Regions from separate parts of the Homo sapiens genome. Here region 1 is linked to region 2. Evidence: read pairs that join two places in POLR2A ChIA-PET (ENCODE). Cell type or tissue: HepG2. All regions are shown on one strand. Links, peaks and the distances in the headings refer to the core of each region. The heading gives the core; the rest is flanking DNA.

Region 1 (11,637 bases), core at 4,146-6,645, 250 kb before region 2:
GATATGTTTGTAGTTAAGATAAGGGGAGTTGTGGGAGCCAAGGTTCTTGTTAACGTAGATGAAGCCTCCAGGTAGTAGGCATCATAGATAATAGATTGTAAATATTTTTTATCAGATCCTAAAAGGTGCCAGACTCTTAGTTAAATCTCTCTTGGATCAGGAAAAGACCTGGAAAGAGAAGGGGATTTTCTATAGGATGTAAATTTTCCTCACAAGAGACAGCTTTGCAGGGCCATTTCAAAAAATGTCAAAGAAATGCATTTTGATGTAAAATACTTCAGTTTTTTTCAGGACCTGCTATCTGTCATGTGATGCTATACTAGAGTCAGGTTAGAATTTGGTATCTTATTGCTAAAAGTCTGTTTTTTCAGCCCTAAGATCTCCATTTTACTGTTAATGCTGGTCAGTCATGCCTGAACTCAAAAGGGAGGAGGGTATAATGAGGCATGTCCAACCCTGTATTCCCATCATGGCCTGCACTGGTTTTTTAAGTTGACTTTGGAATGCCCTTTGCCAAGCAGAGGAGTGCTTTCAGTTGGTTGGGGAGCTTAGAATTTTATTTCCTGTTTACATTATTCTCTTTTCTGATTTTCAATATTTCTAACTCTTCCATGTCTCTCATTCTTTCTCCTCTAATCTTTGTTTTCTTCCTCTACCCCCCCCACCCCTTTCCTTTTCCCTTCTCTTCTCTCTTTGGACCAGTGCTGAAGGCCATTCACCTCCAAGATGGGACTAGGTTAAGGGTGTGCCCATTCAGCTTCCCCACCCCCAAATTTGGGCATCTGAATTGATAAGCATGGAAAGGGGTATCAGAGTGGGCAGTGCCAGGCTCAGGGACCATTCTAAGCTCCCAGGACCTGTGGTCAATTCTGCTGCAGCTGACCGAGCTGACTGTTTTGGGGAAAGCATAAGTGAGTGGGGTAGGGTGAACCAGAGGCCTTGGAAGCTGCTCACTCTTCCCATCCTCCCAGGCAAAAGAGGGGCTTTGCATGGGAAGGGGAAGCAGGGGAGACAGAGGAGGCCTGACTTCATCTCTGCAGGTTGTTTACCTGCAACAGTCCAGGCAGAGTTGCCTTTCCTTACAATAGGTCAGCTTTCCTGCAAACCACATTGAGGCAAGTTCAGACAAGCAGGGCTTGGTAAGAACTGTTAGAGGCCAGAAAGGGGACAGCCAGACTTGCTGAGCTAGGAACACATCTCACAGGTGCTGTTACTCTAGCCTTCCAGCAGGGGGCGTCCTGTCCCGACAAAAGGCGAGTCCTCTTTTTCCTGCTGTCCTCCCAGCCAAGGAGACTGGATTCCTCTCAACCTCAAAAGGGGGTTAATCTGAGCTCGCAGCAGAAGGAGAGGAGTTCCCCAGGGGGGGCATAACAATGTTCAGAATCTGGTGTCCTGTTTAGAAAAGGTAGACCAATCAGGAGCTGAAACCCCTTGTCTCCACGTAATGCAAGGCTGTAAATATGACCTTGCAGGAAGGAGAGAGGCGTGAGAGAGTAAGCGAGAGCAACAGCAGGCAGAGTGGAAGCAGCTGGGAGGAAAGAGGGAGGAGGTCTAGGACCTACAAAGATTGTTTTTGGAAATACAATATCAGAAGAGATATAAATCGGAAATCAAGGCTTCCTTCCCAAAGCAAAGCATTTGGTCGCCTGCATTTTGACACTGAGTACAGACTGATATTTAATAGACAGTTTCTTCACAATTCCTGAGCAGCACCCATTCACTTATAATTTATAGATACAGACCCCTAACTCGAAGGAACTGAGTTATGCAAGAGTTGCTAAGGAACAAGGGGAGATGCAGTAGGTAAGGCAGGGGTTGCTTAGTAACCAGGAGTCCCTTGGTGATGGAGTGGCCAGAGCATGTCTGGAACTGATGAGGGTCTGTAGACAGAGTCATCCCAGGCCAGAGCCTCCTGCAAGTTCACATCTGTCGGCCCCTTGGCCCAGAGCTGCCAGAGCCTGCCTCTCTTCACCTTCCTGGCACTGTCCTGTCCCACATGAAAAGCACACTGCTAAGTCCCTGAGTGCCCTGCTAACTAACCCCTTGCTGGAACCACTCCTTCCCTCCCTCTCTCAACAGGAAGCTCATCAGATTCTTCCATTAGAGTAGGGAATGGCAGGCCAATGGGAATCCCACATAGGGGAAGGCAGGAGCCTCTGGGCTAACATGAATGTGGAGCTGGGAAATTAGGATTTGGGTGAAAGAGGGTCTCCTAGACAAGCATCCCTGGCATTTTCCAGTTCATGGTGATATATCTTCATACCTGAGTCTCCCATGCCAGATCCTCTCCCTGCCTTCACATCTGCGCATAGCTACAGAGGCACACCGTTCCCTTCTGAAGGGCCTCCTGAGGGCACAGGTCTCCACACAGCAGCCTGGATGTCTGTGGCTGGTTTAACTGGCTCAGCTCCACGGACATCCCTTCAGAGAGCTTCAATCAGCACCGGCCTGCTGGAGTCATTCAGAACTGCAGTCTGCTTTCTCAGGCATGAGCCCCCCATTCTCTGTATTCCAGGCACATAGGCATCCCTGCTCTCTCCCAAACACCCTGGACATCCACACCCTCCATTCTTCCTCTCAGCCTGTTCCCCTTGACAGGAGGATCTATCCTGTTGCTGCCCCTGTCAAAATCCTCCTCAGTCTTGCAGGTCCTATCTACCTGCAACTTTCCCAGCCTGATTAGCTCACCAGCCTTATTGAGCACTCCTGTGTTTCAAGCCCTGGGCCCCAAGAGGGAGGAGTGGAGCCTGTGTTCAAGGAACTCACATGACACTCATTACTGATCCTCTGCTTCCTGGCTAGGATACTCCATGAAAGCCCTCTGTGAACTGAATGTTTAAAATCAGAAAGTTTTGCTTATTTAAAGCAAAGCCCTTTGCATAGAACAACTTTGAGAAAGTATCTGAGATGCTGGCAAATTTTCTTCTGAGAAGGGAATTGGAGGATTTAATTTTTGAATTAAGTTTTAAGCTGCTTGAATTTTAAAATTTACCATGAGCAGGTAATCTTTACTTTTAAACTTTTAAATTGTGAATTATAACACATACGTAAAAAGTATACACATACATAGGTGATATAATATATCTTCATGGACATCATGTAGGCATCACTTGCTTATCAAATACAACATTGCCAGCACGCTAGAAGCTCTTTAGTTTGCCCCTTCTTTTTTTTTTTTTTTTTTTTTTTTTTGAGACGGAGTCTCCCTCTGTCACCCAGGATGGAGTGCAGTGGTGCAATCTTGGCTCACTGCAACCTCCAACTCCTGGGTTCAAGCGACTCTCCTGCCTCAGTCTCCCAAGTAGCTGGGACTATAGGCATGCGCCACCACACCTGGCTAATTTTTGTATTTTTAGTAGAGATGAGGTTTCACCATGTTGGCTAGGCTGGTCTCCATCTCCTGACCTCAAGTGATCCCCCTGCCTTGGCCTCCAAAGTGCTGGGATTACAGGCATGAGCCACCGTGCCTAGCCTGTTTGCACCTTCTTAATCATAACTGCCTCCCCACAGCTCTACTGCGGAAATACCCACTCTCCTCACTTTTGTGGTGATCACTGCCCTGCATTTCTCTGTATTTTTGTCACCTGTTTGCCTTCTTAAGCAATATAGAATTGTTTTACCTGTTGTTGAAACTTGTGGACTCAAATAATATGTATTCTTTTGTGTCTGACTTCTTTTACTCAACAGTATATTTTTTAAGATTCCTTTATGTTGTTCAGTGTGGCTTCAGCTCATTCATTTTCATTATTGTATAGTATTCCATTATAGAAATGCAACACAGTTTGTTTATCCATTCCACCGTTAATAGGCATATAGACTTTGATATGGTTTAGGTCTGTGTCCCTGCCCAAATCTCATGTCGAATTGTAATCCCCAATGTTGGAGGAGGGGGCCTAGTGGAAGGTGATTGGATCATGGGGGCAGATTTCCCCCTTGCTGCTCTTGTGATAGTGAGTGAGTTCTCATGAGATCTGGTTGTTTGGAAGTGTGTAGCACCTCCCCCTTTGCTCTCACTTCCTCCTGCTCCAGCTGTGTAAGTTCTGCCTGCTTCATTTCACCTTCTGCCTTAATTGTAAGTTTCCTGAGGCCTTCCCAGCCATGCTTCCTGTACAGCCTGTGGAATTGTGAGTCAATTAAACCTCTTTTCTTTATAAATTACCCAGTCTCAGGTAGTTCTTTTTTTTTTTGAGACAGGGTCTTGCTCTCTCTCCCAGGCTGGAGTACGGTGGTGCAATCTCAGCCTACCACAGCCTTGACCTCCTGGGCTCAAGCAATCGTCCCATCTTAGTCTCCCGAGTAGCTGTGACTACAGGCATGCACCACCACACCCAGCTAATTTTTATAGAGACATGGTTTCACCTTGTTGCCCAGGCTGGTCTCAAACTCCTGAGCTCAAGGGATCTGCCCACCTTGGCCTTCCAAAGTACTGGGATTACAGGTGTGAGCTACCGTGCCTGGCCTCAGTTAGTTCTTTATAGCAGTGTGAAAACAAACTAATACAGACTTGTTTCCAGTTTGGAACATTCTAAGCAGGCTTCTCTGAACCTGTGTGTACAGTCTCTTGGTGCACACATGACCTCCTGTCTGCAGGATGCAAGTTCCCTCTACAGAGTCAGAGATCTTTATTTTCAACTTCTCCGTATAATGCCAAATCATTTCCCAAAGTGATTGTACTTACCCTCTACCCAGCAGTGAATGAGAGTTTCTGTTGATTTTGCTTTTTCAACTAGAAGTGAGAGGTGACAATATGCTAGCAGCCCTTGCTCACTCTTGGTGCCTCCTCGTCCTCCACATCCACTCTGGCTGCACTTGAGGAGCCCTTCAGCCCACCACTGCACTGTGGGGGCCCCTCTCTGGGGCTGGCCAAGGCCGAAGCCAGCTCCCTCTGCTCGCCAGGAGGTGTGGAGGGAGAGGCGCCGGCAGGAGCCCACACTGTACAGGGCACTCACCGGCCAGCAGGGGCTCCGTGGGCCGGCCGGTGCCAGCTGGGCCTGACTGGGGGATGAGCTCCCTCTGGGCTGCTGGAGTGCCTGGGCTAGGTGCCGCAAAGTCCTGCAGTGTGTGCCATTGAGAGGTGAAGCCGGCTGGGCTTCTGGGTCCGGTGGGGACCTGGAGAACTTTTCTGTCTAGCTAAAGGTTTGTAAATGCACCCATCAGCACTCTGTGTCTAGCTAAAGGTTTGTAAATGCACCAATCAGCAATCTGTGTCTAGCCAATCTGGTGGGGACTTGGAGAACTTTTGTGTCTAGCTAAAGGATTGTAAATGCACCAATCAGCACTCTGTGTCTAGCTAAAGGTTTGTAAATGCACCAATCAGCACTCTGTCAAAACGGACCAATCAGCTCTCTGTAAAACAGACCAATCAGCTCTCTGTAAAATGGACCAATCAGCTCTCCATAAAATGGACCAATCAGCAGGATGTGGGTGTGGCCAGTTAAGGGAATAAAAGCAGGCTGCCTGAGCCGGCAGCAGCAACCTGCTCTGGTTCCCTTCCACGCTGTGGAAGCTTTGTTCTTTTGGTCTTCATGATAAATCTTGCTGCTGCTCACTCGTTGGGTCCGTGCCACCTTTAAGAGCTGTAACACTCACCGCGAAGGTCTGCAACTTCACTCCTGGGGCCAGCAAGACCACGAATGCACCGAGAGGAATGAACAACTCTGGACACACCATCTTTAAGAACCGTAATACTCACCGCAAGGGTCTGCAACTTCATTCTTGAAGTCAGTGAGGCCAAGAACCCATCAATTCCGTACACATTTTGGTGACTTTGAAGAGACTGTCACCTATCACCAAGTGGTGAGACTATTGCCAAGCAGTGAGACTATTGCCAAGTGGTGAGACCATCACCAAGCGGTGAGACTATCACCTATCGCCAAGTGGTGAGTACCATCAGATCCCTTTCATTTGCTATTCTGTCCTATTTTTCCTTAGAATTCGGTGGCTAAATTCTGGGCACCTGTCGGCCAGTTAAAAGTGACTAGCGCAGCCGCTGGACTAAAAACGTGGGTGTCAGGCTTTCTGGGAAAGGGATCTCTAACAACCCCTGGCTCTGTGGAGTTGGGAATGTTGTTTTGCCTGGAACCAGCTTCCGCTTTTCCTGTACTTCTGGGCTGAGCTGAGGGTCAACAGAGAGGAAAGCCATTCAGCTCCGGAGTCCCCACAACAAGTTGGTTGACCCTGCGGCCATGAGCGGAACTCTCAAAGGCATGTTGCCCAAGTGAGACTCACCTATCTATCCTATCTATCCTGACCCTTGCTCGCTGGGTCCTAATGCCTGCCAGACAAACTTTCTCTCTCCTCTCTTCTCCTAGGCTAGTCCCACTTCTAAAAAACCACTCCCTGTCTCTGGTGCTTTTCTAATTTCTCTTATAAGAATGATTTCTAGTAAAAATTTCAGGACTCTGTTACCTTCTTTAGGCACCTGGGCTCACCAATCAGAAAGACATAATTTTTGCCCAAAGCCCAGTTGTAGGGGGAACTATCTGGAATTTTAGAATCCCTCCTCAGATAAGCAGGTCTAACAAAAGCTATTCCTGAAGCTAGGATAGGGGGAGCCTCAGAAATTGTATCCTTCCTATTCATATAAGTGAGGACAAAAGGTGTCACTTTTCCAACCCTGGAGACCCCTTCCCTCCCTCAGGTTACTCTTCTTCATTTTTGGGGCATAACATCTTTATAGGACACGGGTAAGTTCCCAATACTAACAGGAGAATGCTTAGGACTCTAACAGGTTTTCGAGAATGCGTCGGTAAGGGCCACTAAATCCGATTTTTCTCGGTCCTCCTCATGGTCTAGGAGGACAAGCAAGGGTGCAGCACTCTATGTCTAGCTAATCAGGTGGGGACTTGGAGAACTTTTGTGTCTAGCGAAAGGATTGTAAATGCACCAATCAGCACTCTGTGTCTAGCTAAAGGTTTGTAAACACAGCAATCAGCACTCTGTCAAAATGGACCAATCAGCTCTCTATAAAACAGACCAATCAGCTCTCTGTAAAATGGACCAATCAGCAGGATGTGGACAGGGCCAGATAAGGGAATAAAAGCAGGCCACCCGAGCCAGCAGCAGCAACCTGCTTGAGTCCCCTTCCACACTGTGGAAGTTTTGTTCTTTCGCTCTTTGCAATAAATCTTGATTCACTGCTGCTCACTCTTTGGGTCCGCGCTGCCTTTAAGAGCTGTAACACTCACCACGAAGGTCTGCAACTTCACTCCTGAGGCCAGTGAGACCACAAACCCTCCAGAAGGAATGAACAACTCCAGACGCACTGCCTTTAAGAGCTGTAACACTCACTGCGAAGGTCTGCAGCTTCACTCCTGAAGCCAGCAAGACCACTAACCCACCAGGAGGAATGAACAACTCCGGACGGGAGGAATGAACAACTCCGGATGGGAGGAATGAACAACTCCGGACACACCATCTTTAAGAACTGTAACACTCATTGCGAGGGTCCGTGGCTTCATTCTTGAAGTCAGCGAGACCAAGAACCCACCAATTCCAGACACAGAAGCAGTTAATTAATAACTGGTATAATTATTTGTTGGTGCCTGGCATCTCATTTAACTGGGAAGCTGCATGGTTGGGGTCCAGGGCTGAGTCTGTCGTTTACTAAGGTGTCCCCGCCTCTACTGCCCAGTGCTTGACACATTGCCAGTGCTCAATGTTTGCTATGCAATGGATGGAAAAATCACCCTTGTCTAATGAATGTTGAGTCTCACATTTTAATTTGTGAATAATTTCCCCAGTTTTATAGCTTAGGAGTTTTCATGGATTGCTTTCCTGACCTGAGGTTCACATGTTTGAAATTTACCCTAACCAGCCTGACTCTCTGCCACTTTCTGTTGCTGGCCTTGTCTGTCTGGAGGAAGGAGGAGGGTAGATTACCTTCATGCTCACTGAGGCATCAGTGATAAGTGAAATTGATTCTTTCCCCCAGGCCTGATTCAGCAGGAAGCATCTCAGACACCAACCACTATGCTGTCAGCAGTTGCCCGGGGCTACCAGGGCTGGTTTCATCCCTGTGCTAGGCTTTCTGTGAGGATGAGCAGCACCGGGATAGACAGGAAGGGCGTCCTGGCTAACCGGGTAGCCGTGGTCACGGGGTCCACCAGTGGGTGAGTGCTGGATTGCCCATGGGTCCTGGCCCCTCACAGGGTCCTTGTGGCTTCCACAAGGACTCAGGGTTTTAAAGCAAGACCCAGCCTTATTTGCTGATTTCCAGAGCTGGGTAGAGGAAGGACAGTGGAGAGAGGCTGAGGCTGACTTTTGCCCTCCATCTCTGCATTCAGGATCGGCTTTGCCATCGCCCGACGTCTGGCCCGGGACGGGGCCCACGTGGTCATCAGCAGCCGGAAGCAGCAGAACGTGGACCGGGCCATGGCCAAGCTGCAGGGGGAGGGGCTGAGTGTGGCGGGCATTGTGTGCCACGTGGGGAAGGCTGAGGACCGGGAGCAGCTGGTGGCCAAGGTGAGGGGGCAGGCGGTGGAAGGACACAGAGAGGGGAACATGCAGAACCTTTCCTTCACTGCTTGGCCCTTGTGGGGTGGGTCTAGAATATGTCCTGAGACCATGACTGCACCCAGGCTGCCCAAGCTAACCTCGCTACCCAGAAGGTCCCTCAGGAAAGTGACCTGTTCGTGAGAGGACCCTCACCCCACCCCCAGGCCCGGGGAGAATCACTGTGGAGGAGGAGTCTGAAGGGGTGAGGGAGGTCCCCAGAGGGACTCCTGGAGCAGACCTTCCTCTCTCAGTGCCTGGCCCCAGGAGCCTGCCCTTGGGACACCTAGGTCATTTTCCTTTAGGAGCTCTGCAAGCTTTGCCTGAAGGCCTTATGACCTGGGCTGCCCTGGGAGGGATAGTCCTCCTCAGGCCATCTCCACACTCATCCAATCTCCTCTCCGCAGGCCCTGGAGCACTGTGGGGGCGTCGACTTCCTGGTGTGCAGCGCAGGGGTCAACCCTCTGGTAGGGAGCACTCTGGGGACCAGTGAGCAGATCTGGGACAAGGTGAGAGGCCTCCCCTGGGGAGGCGGCTGAGGGCCCGATTCCAGCTCTGCACTGGGCTCCAGCATGCCTGTGCCCACCAAGACTCTGTTTCCCTCCAGAGGTTATGGGAGAAGCAGGCCCTGGGTGGTAGTCCTGCCTGGCCAGCTGTCTCCCAAAATGTGCCCGGATGCTACTTTCTGGCTTGTTGGTTCTTAAATCTGGCCCCCACACTTTCTGCTTTGTTTTCTCTTCTCATCACTTTTTCATTTAATCATTCAGCAGGTATTTATTGCTGTCTGCCAGGCACCACTATTCCAGGCTCTAGGGATACAGCTGTGAATGGTTAGTCAGAGTCTCTCTGTAAGAGTCAAACATTTTTGTATGGTACACCCTTTTGTAGGGGAAGATACGGATACTGTGTTTTTCTTTGGTGACCTGTGCCTGTAGCGGAGACTGTCTCTCCTAGAAGGGGGCTCCTCACTGAGTCCCACACAAACTTGCCGACAGGACCAGATCCAGCCATCAGCATTCCGGGGGCTTAGACATCCCAGCCTGCTGTAAGTCCATTCAAGGATTCTGCTACCTTGTCCACAAGGGACCGGGAGAGACCTTGTAAAATGCCTTGAAGCTCATCTTGGGCCTAGTTGTTCCCCAGTGACTTCTGTTCCCTTCACTCTCATGTTTTGTTTTCTGTTCTCTCTGCCAGAATGCGTCGTGATGAATCTCATTCTTTCTGCTATTGTGAGCATTCACCACTCTGCCCTAAGCACTGGGTCAAAGTGTTTCCTGCCTTCTGGCCTTAGAGTGTTCTGCCTTCCCTAGATCCTGCACTCTCACTTGCCAACATCATCTTCAGGCTGGCCCCTCCCTTCTATCTGCCCTTGGCTGGGTGCCCTTGGCTACATCCTCAGAGATGATCTGAAATTTGAGCTCCCTGCAGCCCCTGCTGAGCAGCTTCCCCAGGCTCTTTAGCTATGTTGTTAATGCCTCCAAAGGATCATTTGTGATTTTATAGCTGGGATTTTATTGCTGACAGTCTCCTAACCCTCCTGAATCATTTTGCTGTTTAGTGTCTCAGTTCACAGGATCATGACTCTTTTTCTCGAAACTGTTGCAGTCCTCCCTCCTGAAGCTGAGGGCAGATGCCAACAATCTGACCTTACTTTCTCTGATTCTCCCCTGTTCTCCAAGGACTTGGCCTTCAGTGAGCAATTCTGTACCACTGGACAGAAATCATTGATGACTCGTCCCCGATCACATCTGCCATCACCTCAGAGGTGAAATTGTCACAAAATGAGTTTAGAATTTACCAGATGCTCTGCTTTCAACTAAATGTGTTTTCCGTAGGTGTCCTGTAAGGAGAATTCCTTACCACTCATCTTATTCTTGAGCCAGTTTTGAGGCCATCTCCAGGCAGACCCCCCTTCTTTCCAGCAGGTTGGGAAACCTCTGATCTGTTAAACTACCAAAACCACATCACCTCCATCCTTCTCCAGCGACTCCAGCGTGCGCCCTCTTTCAGGCTCATGGATAGTTCTCTGCTCAGAACTACTTGGCACACTGAGCTACTCTCTCTTACTTTCTAATGGGGCAGTTTTCTTCATCAAGGGAGGGAGTCTCACCTTTTCTTTGGCTTGGTTTTTGTTCCTGAGTCCAGGAGGGGTCTTACCTCAGCCCCTCACTCAGCCTGATGCACATGGAGTATTGGACAGATATCCTGTGGGCTGGTTGGGGTCTGTTTTGACCAGGAAACCCTTACAGCTAACCTAATCCTCAATTCCTTCTTATTAGGGACCTCAGGGTGGTACCCACTTCTGACATCTGGACCACTTCTTGCAGTCATTGGGGGTCATCCCCCACACTGGTAACCTGTCATCAAATGGGCCACAGCAACATTCAGCTTAAGTATTTCTCCTTCCCACATCCAAGGGATTGAGTGGGAGTGAGATTGGGGGGTGGAAAAAACAGTGAACAGTCCTGGTGAGTTGCAGATGTGGTCTCATTCCCTAGAGATGCAGGATGCAGCTGACCTGAATCAGGACAGATCCCTGCAGGAGGGACTCCTGGTGCCATGTCAGTCCCACCTGGCACTGCCCTAGCTCCCAGGCTCCGCCTCTGCATCTTTCCTTGCTACTTCCTCTTTCACTTCTCCCCCGTTCCCAGACCCACCAGACAGAGCTTCCAGAGTGTCAGGACATGTGTGACTTAGCCCAGATTCAGACTTTAGTCACAAGCAGGATCAGCATAGACATCTAGCTCCCAGCATGGCAATTCTCTGTTGTGTCTCCCTGTTTGTATTGGCTGCAGGAAAGCTCAGAGCCAAGTCTGCGATAAGCTGGTGTGTGTAGGCCCTTACAGCCTGCATTTTTATGACCAAATAATAGAATAAATGCTCAGTCCTTATCACATGCTGTGAACTGTAGGCACCAACCTCACTCTTGCTTTTTCTTATTTTTCTACACTGATTTTTCCTTTTCTCCATTTCTTCACACATAGTACCTATTTGATTTATTTTATGCTGTTGCATTGTGAGTATGCCTTAAATTCTATGGGGACAAGGTAAGAGGACAAGCAAATGAAAGCTCAGAGAGACAAAAAAGGCTCTTCCAGAAATCTCCCTTGCTTCTAGCACCTGCTTCCCCTCCATCAGGCTGTC
Region 2 (11,637 bases), core at 4,989-7,488:
AAATACTATTTAACTTAGTGTCTACTGTTCTACACATTATGTTCACCATGCAATCAAGAACTATGAGACACACATATGTCAATTTAAATAATTCATTGCAAGGAGATAAAGCAATCAACAGAACCAAACTCAGAGATGACCTAGATGTTGAAACTATGAGACAAGTGCTTCAAAATAACTGTGACTAATACTTTTTTAAGGCCTATTGGAAAAAGTAGCTAGCATGCATGAGTAGATGGGGAATTTCAGCAGAGAGATGGAAACTATCCTCAAGAGTCCAGTAGAAATGTTAGAAATGAAAACATGACATCAAAGATGAAGAATTCATGCTAGGCGCAGTGGCTCACACCTGTAATCCTAGCACTTTGGTAGGCCAAGGTGGGTGGGTCATCTGAGGTCAGGAGTTTGAGACCAGCCTGGCCAACATGATGAAACCCCATCTCTACTAAAAATACAAAAATTATCCAGGCGTGGTGGCGTGTGCCTGTAATCCCAGCTACTTGGAAGGCTGAGGCAGAATCACTTGAACCCAGGAGGTGGAGGTTGCAGTGAGCCAAGATCACACCACTGCACCCTAGCCTGGGAGACAGAGTGAGACTCTGTCTCAAAAAAAGAAAAAAAAAAAAAGAACAGAACATCCACAAGTAGTGGGACAATATAATCTGTCTAACATATGTGTAATTGGCCAAAATGAGAAGACAGACAATAGAGCAGAAGAGAAATAGTTAACGCATAACAGCCAAGAAGTTTTTGAAATCAATAAAGATATCAAACCAGAGGTACAAGAAACTTAGAGAACCTCAAGCAAAATAAAAACAAATAAAACCACACACACACACACACACACACACACACACACACACTTACCCCTAGATAGATGACATTCAAACTTCTGTGTATCAAAGATAATAAGGAAATCATGGAGGCAGTCAGAGCTAAAAGAAATATTACATACAAAGGTTTTTAAAGAGAATTATAGTATATTCGCATTAGAAACAATTCAACAAACCTGTTAGTATTGCATTGAATCTGTAGACAAACTTAAGGAAAATGTATATAATACTGAGTCATCCAACCACAGACATAATACCTCCCTCCATTAAGTAAGATTTGTAATTTAAATAGACTTCTGCACAAAAGGCTTGCACATGTTGTGCTTTATTTATTCTTAATTATTTAATATTTTATGCTATTATTAATAGCATCTTTCTTTTTATTTTGTTTTCTACCTCTTTGCTGCTAATATATAATAATGTAAATTATTTTCAAATATGAAGTTTGTTCTGTCAACTTGTTAAATGTATTAATTTTGATAATTTATCTATAGAGTCTTTCGGATTTTCTAAATATCCAATCATCAGATGATCCATGAATGATAACACCTTATTTCTTCCTTTCCAATATTTATGCCTTTTACTCATTCTCTTGAATTACTACACTGGGTAGGATTTCCAGTATAACACTGAAAAGGTGTAGTATTTGTGGGCATTTTTGTCTTGTTCCTGAACTCAAAGGCAAACTTTTCAATGTTTCTTCAATTCCATGTGTTGGCACAGAATGTGAAGCAATGAGAACTCTTATATGCTGATGATAGAAGTATAAATTCATACAGCTATTTTATAAATAAAGTCATTAACTATTAAAGGTAAAGATATAATACTCTATGAGCTAAAAATTCCAATTCGGCCGGAAACTATAAAACTACTAGAAGAAAACATTGGGGAAATTGTCCAAGACATTGGTCTGGGCAAAGGCTTCTTGAGTAAGACCTGAAAACCACAGGCAACCAAAGTAAGAATGGGCAAACGGGATCACATCAAACTAAAAAGCTTCTTCACAGCAAAGGAAACGAATAGCAAAGTGAAGAAACAACTTATAGAATGGGAAAAAAATTGCAAACTATTCAACTGGCAAGGGATTAATAACCAGAATATATAGGGAACTCAAACCACTCAACAGCAAGAAAACAAGTAATCCAATTTTTTTAATGGGCAAAAGATGTGAACAGACCTTTCTTGAAAGAAGATATACAAATGGCCAACAGGTATGTGAAGAAAATGTGCAACATCATTAATCATCAGAGAAATGCAAACCAAAACCACAGTGATATATCATCTAAACCCAGTTAAAATGACTTTTATCAAAAAGACAATAAAACAACAGGTGCCAGTGAGGATGTGGGGAAAGGGGAATGCTCATACGCTATTGGTAGGAATATAAATTAGTACAGCCATTTCGGAAAACAATATGGGGGTTCCTCAAAAAACTAAAAATTAAGCTACCATATGATCCAGCAAATCCCACTGATGGCTATATATCCAAAAAAAAAAAAAAGGGAAATCAGTGTATCAAAGAGATATCTGCACTTCCATGTTTATTCACAAATAGCAAAGATATGGAATCAACCTAAGTAACCATCATTGGACGAATGGTGGTACACATACAACAATGAAATATTATTCAGCCATAAAAAGTAATGAAATCCTGTCATTTGCAACAACATGGATGGAACTGGAGGACATTATATTAAGTGAAATAAGCCAGACACAGGAAGACAAATATCACATGTTCTCACTCATATATGGGAGCTAAAGAGTCGATCTAATGGAAATAGAGAGTAGGTTGATGGTTACCAGGAGCTGGGAACTGTGGAGGTGATTAGAGGATGAAGAGGGGTTGGCTAACAGGTACAAAAATACAGTTAGATAGAAGGAGTAAGATCCAGTGGTAACACAATAGGGCAACTATAGTTAATAGTAATTTTTGTATATTTTGAAATAACTAGAGGAGTGAAATTGGAATGTTCCTAACACAAATAAATGATAAATGCTTGAGGTGATGGACACCCCAATTACCCTGATTTGATCATTATACAATGTATGTTTGTATCAAAATATCAAACCCCATAAATATGTAAAACTATTATGTAGCTATAAAAAATTTTTTGGCCCAGCGCGGTGGCTCACGCCTGTAATCCCAGCACTTTGGGAGGCTGAGGCAGGTGGATCACAAGGTCAGTAGATTGAAACCATCCTGGCTAACACAGTGAAACCTCATCTCTACTAAAAATACAAAAAATAAGCTGGGTGTGGTGGCAGGTGCCTGTAGTCCCAGCTACTTGGGAGGCTGAGACAGGAGAATGGCGTGAACCCAGGAGGTGGAGCTTGCAGTGAGCCGAGATGGTGCCGCTGCACTCCAGCCTGGGCGACAGAGCGAGACTCCATCTCAAAAAAAAAAAAAAAAAAATTTAGGAAATTTCAATTCTGGATATATGCCCAATAGAACTGCATGCACATATGCCCTAGGAGGCATGATAAGAATGTTTTATAGCAGCACAATTTATAGAAGTGCAATTTATATAACTGGAACAAGTTACATTTCTATCAACAGTAGAATGGATCAATTGTGGTACAGACATCAATGAAATATGTATTGGTTGTCTATCATACTACCCCAAAACTTAGTGACTTTTCATTGAGTTCACAATTTTATGGATCAGCAATTTAGACTGAATTCAGCTGGGGAGTTCTGGTCTCAACTGAGCTGCCTCATGCATCTGTGAGATTCTTTTAATTTCTGAGGGCTTAGCCCACACAACCAAGCTTACTCAGCTGTGTTCCACATACATCATTCTCCAGCAGTCTAGCCCAGCCTTTTTCATGTGGCTGAGGCAGGAGTCCTGAAATACAGAGCAGAAGCACACAGGCTGCTGGAGGCCTATGCTCAGAATAGGCGTGTGGTCACCCTGACCATATTCTATTGGCCAAAGGAAGCCACAATGCCAGCCCAGATTCCAGGGAAGAGAACTAGACCCCATTTCTTCATGGGAGGAGCTCTAAAGTCACATTGCAAAAGGCATGGGTATTGGAAAGAGTGAAGGACTGTGAGTGTTTCTTTAATCTACCACTGAAAACTGGGATTGAAGTGAAAAACAATAACCTGCTACTACACATAACAACATGGATGAATCTCATCAATAATGTTGAGTGAAATAAGCCAGGCTACACAGAATGCATACTGTATAATTCCTTTTATATAAAGTTCAAAAACAGGCAGAACTAAAGTGTAGGGTTTATAAATATATGCTTAATAAAGTATTTTTAAGTGGGAAATTAATCATCATAAATGTCAGGGTGCTAGTTACTTTGGGAGGATGATTGCCTTAAGATAATGGAAAGGCATCAGAAATTGAGCAACACACAGGGGCTTCTGGGTTCTTGGCAGTGTGCTTTCTTAACCTGAGTGGTAATGAGCTAGGCGCTCATTTTGAATCACTAAGTGGGAGATTTATGTTTTGTGCATTTTTCTTTGTCTTATATCTCATGATAAAAAATTAAATAATGTATGATACTGGCACAAGGACAAAACATGGACAATGGAATATAACAAAGAACTGAGAAAAAGTTTGTACCCATAATAAGAACTTGATATACAGTAAATCTTGCATCACAGTTGATTGACAAAAGGACAAATTGTTTACGAGATGATGTTGGAAAAACTGTCTCATTAGAGGTAAAAAATCAAACTGGATCCCTACTTACCAGAGTATATATACAAGGAAATCTCTAGAAGGATTAAAGACTTCAAGGCAAAAGATTATAAGTCAATGGTAAATATTGTGGGTTAATATCTTCCTAACAATACCAGGCAGGGAAGGACTTCTAAAGAACAGCAGAAGAACAAATCATAAGGCCAAAGCTGATTAAGTCAATTGCATCAAACTAAGAAAATTTATTCAAGGAAGTACAACATGATCAAAGTTAACAAACAGGTGACAAATTTTGTGTTATTTGCTATCCCTAATGTTTTTTAAAAACTAACACAGTATCTAAGATATACAAGAAGCTATTAAAATTAAGATTAAAAAGCAGAAAATCCAAAAGAAAAATGAACAAAGGAAATAAACAATTTGCAAAAAGAGGAAATCAAATAGGCTGGCAAGTATATAAGGAGAGGCCCAAACTGGCTATGAGAATAATTCAACTTTTTAAAATAACACGACATTACTTTATTATGCTGGCAAAAATTATAAAGCTGAACAATGCCAAGTATTAGCAGAAATGTGAGGACAGAAGTGTCCTCTTATGTTACTGGTGGGCATGTAGACAGGCGCAGCCACCCTAAAGAGCAATCTGACAGTTCTTAGTTCTATATCATTGTGCTTCATGACCATCAAGATCCACTTTTGGATGTGTACTGGAAAAAAAAAAAAAAAAAAAAACCTCACACTGTAGCTTACTTGAGTACCTGTATGAGGATGTTTATTCACACTGTGATGGAGAGGAACTGAAAGTGACCCAGATATCTATCTAGAATAAAGCAGATAGGAAAAATGTGGAGTACCATCAGCAGTTAGAAGCAACGACTACACACACCCAGAGTGTCATGCATTATGCTGAGTGAAAAAATAGGATCCATCGCACATATCAGTTATAAAAATGAATACAACATACCAAACAGACAATACACATTTTACAAGAATACATGCAAGTAATACCACATACATTAAACAGAAGGGTTTTCTTTAAAGGAGAAGGAGGCAAATGAAAGTGGAGAATGAGGCCTGTCATTCTCTAAGGGGCCTGTCTAAACCAATGACGGGGCATGCCATGAACTGAAGACTGTGTTTAACCCAACCCTGTATGTCCAAAAGAAGAAAAAGCTCAAATAAAATATTCCTCCATGGCTTTTTTCTCCATGGCAACTGCTGTTAATGTGTGTGTGTGTGTGTGTGTGTGTGTGTGTGTGTGTGTTGTACATTTCCTAGAAAAATGCTGAATGCATCTACTAGCATGTCTTTATGGCCATGTAATTCTCATTTACATCATATTACTCTGTACCCTGTTCTTTATGTTTCATAATATACTTTGGACATCTTTCCCTTTCAGCACTTACAAATCTACCTCACTTTTAAACAGCTGTATTATTTTTATATACTCCAATTTAATTTTCCTATCAATAGATACTTAAGCTTGGCTTTTTAAGTTGCTTGCTATTAAACGAGTTTGCTTTTTAAATTGTTCGCTGTTGCCATTCAAAAGACCACCACGATGGTTAAATAGCAGAAAGGAGAGCTTTATTGGTGATATTGGTTTGTAAGTTGGGAAGAGAAACCAGCAAACCAGCACGGACTGACGGTGGTCTCTCTTTGTAGGGGGAGGGAACAGCTTGGGTTTTACTCCTCATGGGTCTGTGTTACACAATAGAGCCATACATATTCAGCAGGTTTGGGGAAAAGCTATACATATTTATGAGGGGAGCTGAGCAAATGAGCAACGAGTAAACACACGTTACATACATCTCAAGTTTACTTTGAAACAGGGTTTTAGCACTGAAATGAGGTGGAATTTGGCTCTTTACATCAAAAGGTTAACCGTACGGCACAAAGACCGTTTGTCCACAGCCTCTATAAGCTGACTGAAACTGGCTTAATGTTTACAGTAGCTTATCAGAAAAGAGTGTTTGTAAGGCCAGTCCTCTGTCCAATCAGAATTACAGTAGTCTGGGTTATAAATCAGATTTAGGAGAGGTCCAATGGCTGCTATTGTTAGGAAGTTTAGAGTCCTGGGAATTTAGAAATTTGCCGTGCCAGCTGGGCTCTGAATGCTCCACTCGTAGGTAACTTTGTTTCCTTAACCTTAGAGTCTATCTTAGTTGATAAAGGGGCATTTATTTTGGGCTCTCAGATCACACTATTAAACCGTAGGGACCAAGGGAAAACTTCCCCTTTGCCCTCTGAAGGTTCACTGAAAATCAACTGACAAAAGGCAGACTTAAGGGAGGAAGGGCATACAAAATGTATTAACATGCGCATGTATTCACAGGAGTCATACAAAATATAAAACTCAAAGAGCCAGATTGTTGATGCTTTTATACCATCTTGAGGTTACAGAAAGAAAAGAGCTTGGAGCACCGCAATACAGGTTATGGGAGGTAGAGAAGAGGAAAGGCATGGCTACCAAAGGCAGTCTTATTAGGTAGATGAAACCTCGCAGGTAGCAGCTCTCAGAAAGAGTAGACGGTAGCCTGCGCTTGAGTTAATATTTCCTAGATCTGGACTAAAAAAGGGTGCCTCAGAGAAAGCCTAGCTTTATTTCACTAATGTAGATTTTTCTCTACAGATGAAATCTCCTCCAGAAAAGGCAGCTTTTCTGGGCTATTCTTGTCTGCAGGCCCTCTGAATAACCATCTTAAAATACATCTAAAATGTATATTTGGGAATAACATTTTTGTTTCCTTTAAAACAATGCCTCTGCAAATATTCTTGCACATACACTAATAGGAAATTTTATCAAGCATATTCACAATGTAAATCCCAAGCAATGAAATTTCTCAGTCAAAACAGTCAAAATACACATACACTTAAATATTTGATAGATGTTACCAAATTGCCTTCCCAAAGGTTGCAACAATACAAAATCTCATCAAAAAATCTGAAAGTACCTATTGCTCCATACTTTTTCCAGCTCTAGATAGTATAAAGGTTTTTTAAATTTTTTACCAATCTATAAGTTGAAAGATTCTATCTTACTGATGTTTTTATCTCCATATTTTAAATACGTGCAAGACTAAGTATATTTCCATAATTTTACAGGCCATTTATATTTTTCCTGTGAACTGTCTGTTCTTATAACATGTCTATTTTCTTCTGAGTTGTTTTACTTTCTCATTCATTTGCATGAGTTATTTTGCAAATTAAGGCAATTAGCCATTTTATCATATGTTCTGCAATTACATTTTCAGTCTGTCTTGTCTTTTGCCAAACAGAAGTTTTAAATTTTAACACAGTTAAATTTATCAATCTGCTCCTTTATGGCTTCTAGAGAATAAATATTTTAAATTTTATTTTGTGACTTGGAAGCTTAAGTGCTTTTCTGAGAGGATTGATTAGACTGAGGTGAAGCGGGAGGAGGAGAGTAATTGAGACAGTTGCAACTTAAAGGCAGAACGAAGACTTTAAATGAAGAGCTGGCAGAAGTGCTGGTGGCAACAGCCATAGCAGCCCAGCTGAGGCAACTTCCAGGGCAGTGGCATTCTGGTAGGGCCTGTTGGATCCTTCCACATCAAGGAAGTTCTTAGTGATACTGGTGAGCAGCCCAGGCTGGTCCTGAGCCTTGAGGTAACTATCAAGTGCTTTCTGGACATATCAGGGAAGGGAACTCCTCAGGGGAAGTAGACTTCATAATTATTTGGGTTTTGGAGAATACTGGAGAAATAATAGCTTTCTTTATTAAGTTGGCAAAACTGGTTACACTTGTAATATTAATCTCGCAGTCTGGTTTTCTCTACCATGGTTGTGAGAGAGATTAAGATTTTTTTTAATTATATTTATTTAAGTTCTCTTTTTTTCTTCTGTTTTCTATTTCACTTATTTCTGCTTTAATATTTATTATTTCCTTCCTTCTGCTAACTTTGGGCTTCATTTGTTCTACTTTTTTTAGTTCTTTGAGATGTAAAGTTGGATTGCTTATATGAGATATTTCTTTTTTCTTAATGTAAGCATTTATAGCTATAAATTTCCCTTTTAGAACTGCTTTTGCTACATCCCAAAAGTTTTGGCATGTTTTGTTTCCATTTTCATTTCTCTCAAGATTTTTTTGATTTTCCATTTTATTTCTTCTTTGACCTATTGGTCAGGAGTTGCATTGTTTAATTTCCACATATTTGTAAATTTTCCAATTTTCCTTCTGTTGGATAATCTAAAAGAAATGGATAGATTCCTAGCATTATATAATCTACCAAGAATGAATCATGAAGAATTTAAAAATCTGAATAGAGCAGGAACAAGTAAGTAATAAATAAATAAAGGAGACTAAATTAATAATTTTTTGTTTTGTTTGAGATGGAGTCTCACTCTGTTGCTTAGGCTGGAGTGCAGTGGCACGATCTGGGCTCACTGCAACCTCTGCCTCCCAGGTTAAAGCAATTCTCCTGTCTCAGCCTCCCAAGTAGCTGGGATTACAGGCATGCACCACCACGCCCAGCTAATTTTTGTATTTTTAGTAGAGACGGGGTTTCGCCATGTTGACCAGGCTGGTCTTGAACTCCTGACCTCAGGTAATCTGCCCACCTCAGCCTCCCAAAGTACTAGGATTACAGACGTGAGCCACTGTGCCCAGCCTGAATTAATAATTTTTAATAAAACCTCCCAACATGAGATTTAAGCTTACTTCTTGAAAAAAAAAAAATCTCCCAACAAACAGAATTCCAGGACCAGCTAGTGTCACAGGTGAATTCTACCAAACATTAAAAGAAGAATTAATGCCAATCCTACTCAAAATTGTCCAAAAAATTGAAGAGGAAAAAACTCTTCCAAACTCATTTTATAAGACCAGCAATACTCTGACACCAAAGCCAGATAAAAACACTGTAAGAAAATAAAATTTCAGACCCATATCCCTGATGAACATAGATGTAAAAATACTCAACAAAATGCTAGCAAACCACATTGAACAGCCTACTAAAATGATCATTTACCATGATCAAGAAGGATTTATCCTTGGGATGTGAGAATGGTTCAACACATACAATCAACAAATGTGATACACTATGTTAATAGAATGAAAACTAAAAATCATATGATCACATCAATAAATGCAAAAAAAATGCATTTGATGAAACACAACATCCTTTCATGGTAAAAACTATTAACAAATTAGGTATAGAGGGAATGTGCCTCAACATACCAAAGGCCATATATGACAAGCCCACAGCTAGTATCATACTCAACAGTGAAAAGTCAAAAGCTTTTCTGCTAAGATTAGGAATAAGACAAAGATGCCCACTCTCATCATTTCCATTCAACGTAGTACTGTAAGTCCTAGCCAAGCAATGAAGAAGGAAGGAAGGAAGGAAGGAAGGAAGGAAGGAAGGAAGGAAGGAGATAGAAAGGAAGAAAGAAAGAAAAGGAAGAGGAGGAGGAGGAAAGGGAGGAGGAGGAGGAAATGAAGGAAGGAAGGAAGGAATCAAAATAGGAAAGGAAGAAGTAAAATTGTCTCTGTTTGAAGATGACATGATTTTATATAAGAAAACTCTAAAGACTCCACCAATAAACTATTAAGACTAATCAACAAATTCAGTAAAATTGCAGCTACAGAATCAACACCAAAAAAATTAGTTGCATTTCTATACACTAACAATGAAATATCTGAAAAAGAAATAAAGAAAATAATTCCATTTATAATAGCATCGAAAACAATAAAATACCTAGGAATAAATTTAACCAAGGAGGTGAAAGACTTGTACACTGGAAACTATAAGATACTGATGAAAGAAATTGAAGAATATACAAATAAATGGAAAGATATTCCATGTTCATGGATTGGAAAAATTAGTATTGTGAAAATATTCACGCTACCCAAAGCAATCTACAAATTCAATCAAATTCCTGTCAAAATTCCAATTGCATTCTTCACAGAAATAGAAAGGACAATTTTAAAATTCGTATGGAACTACAAAAGACCCCAAATAGCTACAGTAATCTTGAGAAAGAAGAGCAAAGCTATAGGCATCACATTTCCTGATTTCAAAGTATATTACAAAAGCATTGTAATCAAAACAGTATGGTACTGACATAAAAACAGATAAATAGATCAATAGAACAGAATCAAGACCCCAGAAATAAACCCACACATATACAATCAGTTAATATTTGACAAAGGTACTAAGAACACACAATGGGGAAAGGATCATCTCTTCAATAAATGGTGCTGGGAAAACTGAATGTCCACATGCAAAAGAATAAAATTGGGCCTTTATCTTACACCACTCACAAAAATTAACTTGATTTGAATTAAAGACTTTTAAATGTAAGATCTGAAACCATAACAATTCTAGAAAAAAATAGAAAAAAAAGTTGCTTGGCATTAGTCATTGCAATTACTTTTTGGATATGACACCAAAAGCAAAAGTAACCAAAGCAAAATAAATAAGTAACTACATCAAGCTAAAAAGTTTCTGCACAAAAAAAAGAACAATAAAACAAAAAGGCAACTTACCGAATGGGTGAAAATGTTTGTAAGCCATATATCTGATAAGGGATTAATATCTAAAATATACAAAGAAGTCATACAACCTAATAACAAAAACTTATAATCCAATTTTAAAATGGGCAAAGAACCTGAATAGATATTTCTCCAAATAATGCATACAAGTGGCTAACAGCTACATGAACAGGTGCTCAACATCTCTAATCACCAAGGAAATGTAAATAAAAACCACAATGAGATGTCACCTCTCATGTCAGGATGACTGTTATCAAAATAGACAAAAGATATATGTTAGTAAGGATGGAGAGAAACAGGTACACTATTAGTGGAAATGTAAATTGATATGGCCATTATGGAAAACAGTATGGAGTTTCCTCAAAAATTAAAGCTAGAATAACCATATGATCTAGCAATCTCACTTCTGAGTATATATGCAATGGAAACGAAATCAGTAGCTCGATGAAATACCCGCCCTCCCATGTTCATTTCAGCATTACTCACAATAGCCAAGACTTGGAAACTACTAAGTGTCAATCGATGGATAAATGCATAAAGAAATTGTGGTGTGTGTTTATATATATGTGAGTGTGTGTGTATGACAAATATTCAGCCATTAAAAAAGGAAACACTACCATTTGTGACAACATGA

What was found. Peaks named below come from ENCODE experiments on the same cell type or tissue, not always from the same donor. Only the 100,000 strongest peaks of a DNase experiment are listed, where the experiment ranks them.
Region 1: POLR2A ChIA-PET joins it to region 2 with 16 read pairs; 3 of 35 experiments call an interaction of 5 or more read pairs at or near these places.

Annotation. Positions count from the first base shown.
Region 1 is chr14:23,630,894-23,642,530 of GRCh38, forward strand. It overlaps DHRS2 (dehydrogenase/reductase 2), which reads left to right and starts at 5,471. Exons shown (of 9, transcript NM_005794.4): 1 at 5,471-5,879; 2 at 7,934-8,111; 3 at 8,286-8,463; 4 at 8,901-9,002. The coding sequence starts at 7,972. In HepG2, for the core only: a CTCF peak has its summit at 4,960; DNase peaks (open chromatin) are centred at 5,162, 5,588 and 6,188; H3K4me3 peaks cover 2,183 bases.
Region 2 is chr14:23,877,800-23,889,436 of GRCh38, forward strand. All of the region lies in intron 2 of LINC00596 (long intergenic non-protein coding RNA 596), which reads right to left. Among named protein-coding and RNA genes, the nearest start is that of LINC00596, 19 kb to the right of the region's middle. In HepG2, for the core only: no CTCF peak of the experiment used is centred there; a DNase peak (open chromatin) is centred at 6,362; H3K4me3 peaks cover 1,412 bases.